Regions from separate parts of the Homo sapiens genome. Here regions 1 and 3 are each linked to region 2. A link is a loop called in an ENCODE intact Hi-C map of the cell type or tissue named here. Cell type or tissue: endothelial cell of umbilical vein. All regions are shown on one strand.

The links. A loop is a pair of places that touch in the nucleus more often than their neighbours do. Peaks named below come from ENCODE experiments on the same cell type or tissue, not always from the same donor. Only the 100,000 strongest peaks of a DNase experiment are listed, where the experiment ranks them.
Region 1: a loop joins it to region 2, with 6 times the contacts of the local background. A loop is called at or near these places in 11 of 110 quality-filtered maps.
Region 3: a loop joins it to region 2, with 5 times the contacts of the local background. A loop is called at or near these places in 4 of 110 quality-filtered maps.

What each region holds. Positions count from the first base shown.
Region 1 is chr6:17,392,440-17,396,439 of GRCh38, reverse strand. It overlaps CAP2 (cyclase associated actin cytoskeleton regulatory protein 2), which reads right to left and starts at 2,845. Exons shown (of 13, transcript NM_006366.3): 1 at 2,694-2,845. In endothelial cell of umbilical vein, no CTCF peak of the experiment used is centred here; DNase peaks (open chromatin) are centred at 2,159 and 2,829; H3K4me3 peaks cover 1,496 bases; H3K27ac peaks cover 1,172 bases.
Region 2 is chr6:17,582,425-17,586,424 of GRCh38, reverse strand. LOC102724591 (a long non-coding RNA gene) reads left to right here. Exons shown (of 5, transcript XR_007059485.1): 5 at 538-634. Among named protein-coding and RNA genes, the nearest start is that of FAM8A1, 16 kb to the left of the region's middle. In endothelial cell of umbilical vein, CTCF peaks have their summits at 419 and 2,064 (motif pointing right); a DNase peak (open chromatin) is centred at 2,084; H3K27ac peaks cover 702 bases.
Region 3 is chr6:17,489,896-17,493,895 of GRCh38, reverse strand. All of the region lies in intron 4 of CAP2 (cyclase associated actin cytoskeleton regulatory protein 2), which reads right to left. Among named protein-coding and RNA genes, the nearest start is that of CAP2, 98 kb to the right of the region's middle. In endothelial cell of umbilical vein, no CTCF peak of the experiment used is centred here; DNase peaks (open chromatin) are centred at 365, 1,875, 2,255, 3,015 and 1 weaker place; H3K27ac peaks cover 3,458 bases.

The DNA of each region.
Region 1 (4,000 bases), 190 kb after region 2:
TATACCACCTTTTATTTATCCACTCATCAACTGATAGTCATTTGGTTTGTTTCCACCTCTTGGTTATTATAAATGGTGTTGCTGTCAACATCTGTGTACAGGTTTTTTTGTGAGCATATGTTTTAATTTCTCTTGGACATATATTTACAATGGAATTGCTAGGTCATATGGTAACTTTATGTTTAATTTGAAGAACTGCCAAACTTTTCCAAAGTGAGGGCACCATCTTATATTCCCATCGGTGGTGTACAAAGGTTCCAATTCCTCCACATCCTCACCAGTATTTGTTATTATCTGACTTTTTGATTATAGCCATGCTAGTGAGTATAAAGTGGTATCCCATCGTGGTTTTGATTTGCATTTCTCTGATGAATAATGATGTTGAGTATCTTTTCATGGGTTTATTGGCCATTTGTATATCTTCTTTGGAGATAGCTATTCAGATCCTTTGCCCATTTTTAAATTGGATTATTTTTCTTTTTATTATTGAGTTGTAAGAACTCTTTATATGTTGTGGATACAAGACCCTTATCAGATACATGATTCCTAAATATTTCCTCCCATTCTATGAGCTATCTTTTCACAACTATCTAGTTCTTAAGCCCTAGTTTATAAACCTAGTGATGGGTTCACAGGTGTTCAGTTGAACATAATGTTCATAACTCACCTAGACTTAGCGTATTATTTTTACATATAAAATGTTACATAATAAATTAAAAACAAAACAAAACCTCATGAATAAAGATGTTAGGAAATATTCAAAACAAAACAAAACTCCATAATGCTCAAAATAAGTTAATGCTTTTCTGGAGGGTATTTAACTTAACTGCCAAGGTATAACAGGCACTCAAGAGAATGTGGCCCATTAATCCTTTCAATAGGCTCCTCTCCAGATTCTAGCACAGAATCAATCAGTGGGAGTAGCAAACTACTACTAGAAGGACAAATCCATTCCCTTCTCTCTTACTTTTGTGTTTTCTGCTCCTCCCTCAAGCTAAGAATAGTTTTTACATTTTTTAATGCCTGGAAAAAAACAGAAGAATATTTTGTTACTGGTGAAAAGTTCAAGGTTCAATGTCTGTAAATAAAGTAAAACACAAACATACCATTCCTTTAGGTATTGTCTTTAGCTGCTTTCAAACTATAACTGTGGAACTGAGTAGTTGCTAAGGAGACCATATGGCCTGCAAAACCTACATGTTTACTATCTAGCTCTTAACTCAAAGGTTTACCAAACCCTACCCTGTATCAACAAATTAAATTACTTCTCACATTAACGATGGGGAACAAAAACTTACTTCCTACTAGCAAAGACCACCTTGATAATCACCTTCCTGATTTCTCATAGTCAACTTCTTTTTCTCTTTATCCTTAAGAAGTATTTATATGACACTTTGATTGTAATGTTATTAAGAATTTTTTAAATTTCGGGATTCATGGAGAAGTCGCCTTTCCTTGCAAAATATGCAGTATATTCAAGAAGTCATGCTCCATCTACACTTAAGGTACTGAATTAACTATTTCACACACTTTTATTGTCTATCCATTACATGCTGTGAGCCAAATACTGTTTGGTGCCGTAGGAACTACCAAACAACCCATCCTTGCTTTCAAGAGGCTTGCAGTCTAATTAGACTCTAGTAACTATAAATCCAATTCTCTAAAGTTCACTCTACCGTTGTAATTTTACACTAAGTGGGCTTAGATAGTTTACCAAGAATTCTAAGGAACATAGCTTCAATGAAATCTACAGAAGCAGTAAGGAAATAGGAGTACTCAGTAAACTACAGTGCTCAAGTCCCAGAAGCTTCTGCATTTCCATAACTATAAAACCAAAGGTCCTAGATGTTTTTACCAAGTGTTCATCTCCACTCTGGCTGTTTGGACCTAGTCCCGGTTCAACTTCCTAAATGCAGTCACCCATACATACTCATTTTTAAGAATGCATCCATTCAAATATTGCTACAACTTGCAGCGAACACCACTCTGATGAGAATAAAGAAAAGGCCATCTGCAGGTTGATTTTTGGCCCTAAAAGTGATGATACGGCGGCTACTTCCACGAACACCCCTCTACCCAAAGCAGTCAGAGAGCCAGCGGCGGGTGCCGTTTTTCCGAGCCGTTCCCCCAGTCTCAGTTGCCTCTGCATTTTTTAGAAGTGACTCATCGCCTCAAGTCAGGTTCTGCAGAGGGGAAGCCAGGTCTGTTTCTTTCCAGCACTTTCTGATCGAGGTGGCTCTGGTCAGAGCCGGCGCAATGACTCCCACCCCCACCCCCCTGGAAGACTCACAGCCCGGTGGACGAGACCCCCCAAAGTTAGAGCGGCCGGGCGGGCGGCGGCGCTGGGGTGGGGAGGCCGCGGCCGCCCGCCAACCCCGGGCAGCTCCTGCCCGCACCCCGCCTTCCGAGCGGCCAGGACGCCGGAGCTGGGGAGGCGGGGGCAGGGCGCGCCGCTCCGCTGACCCAGATGGGAGTCCGCCCGCGCCCGCGCCCCGCGCCCGGGTCGCCGCGCCCCGGCCCCCGCGCCCGCGCCGCCTTTATTCCCCTCGCGCTGCTGCCACAGCCGCAGCGTCCCGGCCGCTTCCCTACCCCACCCATCGGGCTCAACTTGCCAGCGCCCGCCGCCAGGCGCCCCCCGCACCTGCACCCCGACCCCTCCCCGCCTCGCCGGGCCCCGACCGCTGCAGGATTACCTGCTTCGCTGCCCTGGGGTCCCGTCCTCGGCAATGCAAATCCGTGGTCGGCCACTCGTACCCTCCTCCCGCGGCCCTCCCCTTCTCCTCCCCTCTCCCTCCTCCCAGCTGAATAGGAGCCGGTGTCAGTCACGCTGCTCCAGGGGAGAGTCGCCGGCAGCTTCCGGAGCTCCAAATACAGACGAGCTGAGGGGGGAGAGGGAGAGCAAAGCCACGCGGGTGGGGAGTGGAAATAAAGGGGAGCAGAGAGGAGAAGGGGGTGGAGGAAAGGAGGGGCAGATGGGCCGTGGGAGAAAAGACAGGGAGATGGGGAAGGCAGAGCCAGGGAACGCCAGCCTGCCTGCCAAGCGCCAGGCTATGCGAGAAATGGATTCAGTGCATGAGGCAGTATTGCAAAGAAGTCTGGAAAGATCCGGAGGCTCCTGGCTGAAGGAGGCACAGATAGGTTGGATACCCGAAGATCTGTGCAGAGAAATGGGTAATGGATCCTTAGGAATCAAGAGACGGCATGTGTGTCCCCAGACCCAATATGAGGATAAAGGCTCTGGGAGGAGAAGGAGCTAGACAGCTAATGCTTTAGCGAGACATCAAGACTGAGTGCACTCATAGTGCGTGTGATGACATTTTTAAAAAGTATTTTATAAACAGCAACTTTTTAAATGTCCTGATTATTTAAAAATTAAAGTAACCAAACCCACTTGGCTTCTTAAGATGTGCAGCATATTTGTGGCCACTTCCCCTTTATATATTGATTATAATTGCAAAATTGGAGGCTTTTCTCTTAACGTCATTAGAAGGAAAGCATTGATTTTCAATTTTCATCAAAGTTTATTTCAGTCTAAAAAAGTGACTTGAAGCTCTTTATTGAATGAATGCCAGGAAAATAATTGCAGAAAAGAGAAAAAAAGAGGGGAAATGTAACTGATATCTTCTGAAAGTAAAATCTCCAAACAATAAATATGAGATGAATTTCTTAAAGGCCAATATTCTCTGTCGATGTTAAAATTGCACATAAGTTGGTTCTGTACATTATAAGGCTTATTCTGACCCCATAGGTCAGCACTTATACAAAGGTCATTCCAATTACACATTGCTCTCTGCTGACAGTAATGAGGTGCAGTGAGTCTTTGCTTCCCTTTGTCTGGAAAGAAGGGAAACAAAATGACATAAACATTGATCAATGAGTGCGTACATTGCATAAAGCCAGAGCCAGCACCCTCCCTATCCTGTGGATACCTTGCATATGGCGGGCATTCAATATGTTTGTATTAAATAATGAATGAATGGATGGATGGATGAAGTATGTA
Region 2 (4,000 bases):
GGCTCCCAACAGATTGGATGATGCCCACACACATTGAGGCGGCCAACCTGCTTTACTGAATTCACCAATTCAAATGCTAACCTCATCTGGAAACACCCTCGCAGACACACTCAGACACAACGTTTAATCTGGGTGCCCCTTGGCCAGTCATGTTGACACATAGAATTAACCATCACAGGAGTTACATCTGGTGTGAAAACCACAAAGAAATCAGGAAGGATGAAAACTGTGGTGGACATTTTCTCTTTTGACCACACTACCTCTTTTTTCCCCCCTTCTTTTGGAGAGAGAGAATTTCCACTTAACTCTTCCCCCAATGTGTGCACCTGTGCTAAGACTCTCAGGGCATTCTGCACTGCTCACTCCAAGCCACCAGGTGGGTATGTGGCCCGAGCTCAGCAGATTGGACTGACTTATGAGGACTTGGAAACTTGAGCCAAGTGATCCAAGGATGGAATAAATGTAGTGCCAGCAGAGGGCCCTTATCTGATAAGAGTGTTGATTAACTCTTGCTACCTATGCTTCCTTTAATTTCAGGAGCTGTGATTGGTTGATTGATTTTGAGGCGGAGTTTCACTCTTGTTGCCCAGGCTGAAGTGCAGTGGCACAACCTCTGCTCACTGCAACCGCTGCCTTCCAGTTTCAAGCGATTCTCCTGCCTCAGCCTCCCAAGTAGCTGGGATTACAGGCGCCTGCCACAACGTCTGGGTAATTTTTGTATTTTTAGTAGAGATGGGTTTCACCATGTTGGCCAGGATGGTCTCGAACTCCTGACCTCGTGATCTGCCCGCCTTGGCCTCACAAAGTGCTGGGATTACAGGCGTGAGCCACCATGCCTGGCCTATTATTTTATTTTTTGAGATGGGGTCTCGCTCTGCTTCCCAGGTTGGAGTGCAGTGGCATGATCATGGCTCACTGCAACTTTGACCTCCCCAGGCTCCGGTGATCCTCCCACCTCAGCCTCTCAAGTGTCTGGGATTACAGGTAAGTGCCACTATGCCTGGCTATATTTTTGTGTGTTTTTTTTGTAGAGACGGAGTTTCTCCATTTTGGCCAGTTTGGTGTCGACCTCCCGGGCTTAAGCGATCCACCCACCTCAGCCTCCCAAAGTGTTGGGATTACAGGCGTGAGCCACTGTATCCAGCTTGTGATATACTTTTAATAAATTTCTCTTAAACTTAAATTAGCAAGTGCTTGTTTATCATCCTTCCAATTAGAGAACCTGGATTCGGCCATTAGGAAGTCAAGGGTGGCATTCATTGGGAAGTTTCATGGGGTGAGAGGTGAAAGGCTGGCTGATGGGGGAATGGAAGTGAGAAGTAGAAATAATTGCATTCTAATCTTTAAGGAGTTGTTTTTTGGGGGAAGAGAAGCTGTTAAAGAAGTAGCGAACTATTTTTAACCACGCTTGAACCCATCGTTTGATAGGGTGACTGAAAAGAGAGTTCCTGAAACTTGGGCAGCCATAAATCTATTGTTTTGTTATGAATTTCTCTAATTTTTAGTGAGATAAACTTACTTTTAGTTTATCAACATATTTCAACTATTCTTACTAGTCATATATGGCAACCCTGCCCCAAGATGTCACATTGGTCTCTAAAGTGTTTCCTTCAGAGTAAGGTTCATCTGATTTGATACACTGATAGGAAGCAAGTTGTAAAAAATAAAGCCACTACGGAAGGCTTCTTTTGTAAATAAGATACCCAAGCACCAAATCAATGATTACACTGAAAAATAACTTGATTTTGGTACTAACTTTTGGAAATACACATAAAATAGGCTTTCTCTTCTCCAGCCTAACGTGGATTGAATTGCTATACTGTGTAATGATTTTCTGCCCCCTAATGGTTGTTCAAAAGCATTAAGAAATTTGTCATCTGCTTGAAAACATTTTCTATTATAAGAAAATATTTTCTTTATAGCACATTTTTAATTTTATTTTAGGAATTCGAAATGACTTAGAAATGTGTCATCATTCACAAGAGGCCCGTGTTACTCTTAAAAATAGGCCGATCTCATAAAACAACTGCGAACCTCATTATATAATGTGAACAGACAGGATTTTAGGCAACCAGTAGGTGGAGGAATTTCCAAAGCTAAGAACACCACAGGCTCCAAAACCCAACTTCAGAGCTGAGGGCCTTAAAGTAATCTGTTCAGCCTTCTCCGCTTTATACTAATAGAAGACTGTGGAGCAGCTCTGAGATATATGCTCATAGAAGTACATCGCCCATGATATTCTGGCAAAAGGAAAGACTATTTTAGATTAGGATTGGATTTTACTTGTGAAATATGAGATTGGGGCCAAGAGAAAGCATTGCTTTGGGTAGGGATAGCATGAGATTAAAAAACTGAAAATAAGTCGAGTGTGTGAAGAAAATGACTGTGACATACGAGAGGAAGGAAGCCAACAAGAGAGTGCCGTGGGTAGATGCTAGAAAGGGTGACATCATGCAGAAAGGTCAGGGAGGGAGGCTGAGTTTGGCTTTGGTCCAGTCAGCAATAGAAGGCTATTATGAAAGACAAACGTAAATATTTGTAAAATATAGTGTTGGTACAAACAAATATAAAAAAACATTGAGTTGCTTCTGCTGCTCCTTCCTTTTTTAGACCTGGAAACAATGAATCCAGAGGGAACAGCCACAGACGCTCCTGAGCACGTCAGTTTAGGCCTTCTGTGCCTAACGCAATTTCTTCCCTTAGAATTTGACCCTTGCCTGTGTCACCCAGCACTCATCCCATACCTCCTCCTGACCTCCCTGCAAGGTGGAGCCCACCAACCTGATCGCTGATCTTACCCTCCTCGTTAAGACTTACTCTATTACATCATCTTATCATTGACATGAAGTGGAGACCCAATGCCTGGCCAGTCTGAAGCTGTACACACGTAGGACATTAACTGAAACCTCAACTAAACCTCATCAAATTCCCACTTACTCTGGCTCCCCTTTCTCTATTTTTTAATTAAAAATTTTTGTATTATTCCTATTCTATTTTCCTGCAAACAGAGGCCCCCCTTCTTCTTGCACTCAAAAAATTCCACAATTCTCCTGGTTTCTTCATTTTCCCTCTTTTCACAGGCCTATATACTCTTCCATGTTTAATATCCTGGCTCATTTTATTCTTACTAACCATGAGAACTTATCTTTTTTATTCAATAGACTGTCCTCACTCTTGATCAATTTTATGCACTTAAATAGGCCATGTCATGTTTTTGCACATCAGACTGGAAAAATGACTAAGAGAGGTGGTATCCAGAGTTGACGAGGTTTGGAGAAAAACAGGTTCAGTCATTTGTGGAAGTATAGGCTTAGACATTTTTCGAAGGATAATTAGGCAGCATCCACCCAAATTCAGAATATCTGAGCCTTGTGAATCCTTAATCCTTTTAGAAATCTACCTTACAGAAATATGAGCACTAGAATAGAGCAATACAAGTCAAGCGTATTTCCTGTAGGATTATCTACAAAAGCAAAACAAAGAAAATAAATGAGACAGCCATCAAAAATTCAAAAATTAGAAACCAGAATGATAATACTTTTTTTCATTTAAAACAAGGAGTTTAAACAAGATGCTTAACTTGAAGGGAAAACTAGGATTCTTTGTTTTAGAGTAATTTATCCCTAAAGACAGATTGCCCTACACGTAACAGCTACGTACAAAAAAGTATAAAATTGTCCTTGGTTTTACAATGGTAAATGAAAAACATTAAAATTCTCCAACTGAACAAGGTATGCAAGGATTTTTTTTATTTTTTTGTTAAAATAGTGAGAGCAAAATAACTTACTGGAATATAAACGTAAGAGCCGACTGAGCATGCCACTAATGGAGAAAATGGGGTATTTCCACAGCCTCAGTGTTTTTCCCCATCCCGTCACCACTTGATGTCAATCGAAACATACCATTGGCTGCTTGGTTAAAAAAAAAAAGGAATATGCTTGTGCACATACACCAGTTACGTTATGTACAATAAAGAAATGGGGAAGGGGGAAATGAAAGA
Region 3 (4,000 bases), 93 kb after region 2:
CCAGGAATTCCGATTTAGACGTACTGTTTCGGCTGCCCTCAACCAGGTGTTCCCAGGGGCCACAACTGATGAGTAATATCTGCAGTGCAGCTGCAATGGGCTTGCTTTTTTTTTTTTTTTGCCCCCTCCTCAGCTCAGTTCCTTTCTGGTCTCCACTCCTCAGTGTGTCTTTGCTTGGGAGCATCTTCTCACATTTTCAATCCAGTACACATGATTCATAAATGTGCTATATGTTCCTGTATTCAGTACAATTCAGTTCCAATTCAGAACAACACAGTGTATACATGCTCTGTTCCTCACCTACAAGAATGGCGCTTCTGGCCCTCAATCAGCCAGGGGTGAGCTCTGTATTGTTTCTCTCCTGGGGTTGACTTGTGCTGAGTCATTCACTCTGGCCAGCAGCAAAAGTCTGTGAGACAGCCAGCCTCCATTATGGGTACAGTCTGTGGTTGGCGGTGAAATTATTTTTGTTTAATTTCCCAGGTCAATTACTCATTATATCCTAAAACTTGTTGGCCTGTAGAGAGAAACAACCTTTAGCCTTGGTTTCATCTCTATCATATCTTAACAAATTGAGGTGAGAGAGAGGTGCACTATTTAAGTGGCTTATTTGGGTTATATGAGTGGATGCTGGTGGTCTAGCTTGCATTTTTATACTAAACATAGTGTCATGTAACAGGCATGAATGAACAAGTGAATGAATACACAAACTAACACTGAAGTGACAAATAAAAATTAAGCTTCTGAAAAGTCCAATGTGATCTGGGTAAATCGGAAATAAAATGTACCTCTCTAAAGAAGGTAATAGTTTATCTTGTTTTGATACAGATTTTTTATTCACACGTGAAGAAAATGATCAGATATTGTCTTTTATGTCCTCCTCTGTTTTCCTTCATAAACATTTTTTTCTGCCTGATATCCACTAACTCTGACCTCATGTTTTCTTGTTCTTTTTATCTGTTACAATATTTATTGAGCACCTACTAGGTGCCAGGCATAGTCCTAGGGACTTGCGATACATAAGTGGGGAAAATGGGTCTTTCCTTTGGGGTTTACAAGCAGTAAACAGACAGTAAACAACAGACATATTAGGGATATCGTACTATGAAAAAAAGGAGTGAAGCAGTACAAAGGGGTCAGAGGAGGAGGGGAGATTTTATTAATGTAAAAAAGGCTTATGTGAAAATATTTAGCTGACTACAACGTTTGACTGAACATTTGGTTGATGCTGTTTGATCCAGCCAGCCTGTCACATGCTAGCAGCTGATCAGAACGGAGTATGGAACATCAATGAGGAGAAATCAGGAAGTGGACAGGGATAAAAGCTGCTTTTCCCCCCAACTGGCTGACCTGAATTCAGCCACGCATAGGCTAAAGTTCACTTTCAATTCCAGCCACTTTGGACGCCGGCACATAGTCCAGGATATAATATGCCTGCTGCTGATCGGCAGCACAGAATAAAGCCTGCCAGCTGCAGTTCCATGTTCCTGCTAGACCCTCTGGTGCCTCACCAATCTTGTTTTTCTCTTTCAGTTACCTTCCCTCAGTTCTGCTCCTTCTGACTTCCAGCCCATAGACTTATTTGTGTTTTGATTTTTTTTGGTGACCCCAAAATACAAAGTTAAAATCAAAATACATGCACCCCACCACTGGCAAACATCACAAGAAGTTGGGAAATTTATAGAGAGAAAAAATAGACAACCATTTCCCATGGTTGATTATAGAAGATTTCTCTGCGTTTCTAAGATGTACCTTTCCAGCATCGCACATGGGTACTGCAAAGTACAGAACACAGTTCCTGCAAAGACCAGTAAGGTCAAACCCTTTCCTTCCTCCTGGCACATTAAGTACTCCTTCCAGAATAAACACAGGGACAAGGCTGGGGCCAAGAGCAGCTGAACTGGATAGACAATGGGATTTATTTGGTCCTCATCAGCAGGTCATGCGAGGAAGCCCGCAGAAATCTGAGAGTCCTGTGGGATGACTATCATCTTAAGATCAGTTTGCGGGGAGGGAAGAAATGAAAATTTACTGATTGCTTACTATAAATCACGCACTGTACTTTGTATTCTATATATTATGTAAACATCATAAAACTTTGGTGGAAACATTAGCATTATTATCCCTGTTTTATGAGTGAGGGAACAAGATCAAGAAATACTTAGTAACTTGCCCAAGATCATCTGGCTAGAACTGAGATTTGGACCCAGATATGTCTCGCTCCCACAGCTAATACTCTTAGGCAAAACAAAAAAAGCATTGGCTTCGGAACAGGAAACATCTGGGTTTAAACCGTATCGTTCACACTAGTCTGAGCCCCAGTATTCTTCCTATGTCATCTGTAAGGTTCTGATGACGATTACATAAGACAATATGTGCATCATGTCTGACACACAATAGAGGACTAAAAATGACAGCTGCTATTATTGTAATTATTCAAGCAATTTTACTGACCTCAAATACTGAAGAAAAAGCATATCATGGATAGCTGGACGAAATGGAATAATTATTGCTGAGTTAAACACTGTAGCTGATGAAAGAACTGAGAACATGGTGCCCACGATATGCGGTAAGAAGGACATGCTTACAATGCAGGCCCTTTAGAATGGGGTGGAAACTTAGGTCATCTCTTTTTGAGAATCTCAGGCAATTTACTTACATGACTCTGGGACATACTGGAAAAGGTGGAGAACAGATGGGGCACCCTGACAATCTCGGGGGCGTTGGGGGACAGTCCTTGGGAAAAGCTGTTCAAGTTCAATGCAAGGGTGCTAGAAGAACCCCAGGATCAGAAACTCACATTTCTGGGACATGATGTTAATGACACTGAGTTTCTACCGGCTCAAGGCAGAAGAAGAATGAAAGAGAAACAGATTTCTTTTAGTAGCACACGTCCTGTGGTTTACCCAGTGGAGCTATGGGCACAGCCTGAAGAGTTTACTTGCACGGGAAACAGACATGTCAGCAGGAGGGCTGAGCTTATAGCTGACATTCAGCCAAAGGGCACAAGGGCAGCTTCACCAGCTGTTAAGGCGCCATGATCCTTTATAGTGGTTGGCAAACAGCCACTTTCCAAGCCCTTTGGGTACCCCCTGCTGCCCTGGCTGCCCCAGTCTCTCTTCCAGGACTTCTCAAAGTCCCCAAACTCCAGCAATCCTGGCCTAATAGGAGGCCTCCAGGATCCTTCTCCAAGGCTCTCATTCTGTTTGTTCTGATTGGACCCATGCAGAATCTTAGGACTACAACCGAAAACTCATGGGCAGGACCTCTGCCCGCAAAGGCGTGCTGTTGCCATGGCAGGAACATCTAGCTTTGTGACTTACACCCCACCCAACCCAATACTCCATTTTAAAATTGCAAGTGTTTTATAATCCTCTTTTCTAGCCTGAAAGAAATTCACAGATAATATAAACTACATGTACACATCACTTTAAGAAATCCATATGGTGTCTAATTGTAAAATAAAGGGGAAATAAAAGGAAAGTAATTTCAAGACATAAATGCTTGGCCACAACAACACCAGGAAGATATGATGTAGTCTCAAAGTTGCAACTGCACATAGAATCCTGCAGAAAGAGATAGCCACAGATGTGGACTCATACAGATGAGTGTTTTAGCAAATCAAATACAAGAAGTCTTTTGGAGATATCTGGAGATGCCATTTTCTGACATGGAAAATAACATATGGTAAAAGTTCAGAACAAAATAAAGTGTCATCTTCCCTCAATTTGCACTGCAGCTGCATTCCAGGGTAATTTAGGATATATATTAAAATTACTATGCATATTAATATAGACTATGGAATGAAATTAGGTTCTAAGCTCAGATGATTAAAAATGTTTTTCACTTACATGCATACACAGTGGGTGACAGTCAAGTAAGAGGAGGGATAATGCATTGTGTTGTGTGTTGCTGAGCTTGTGGCATCTGCCCACCAAATGCCAAAAGAAACCTCCTGTATTTGACAACCTCAAGCATTTCCAAAATGCCCTTTTGGAGG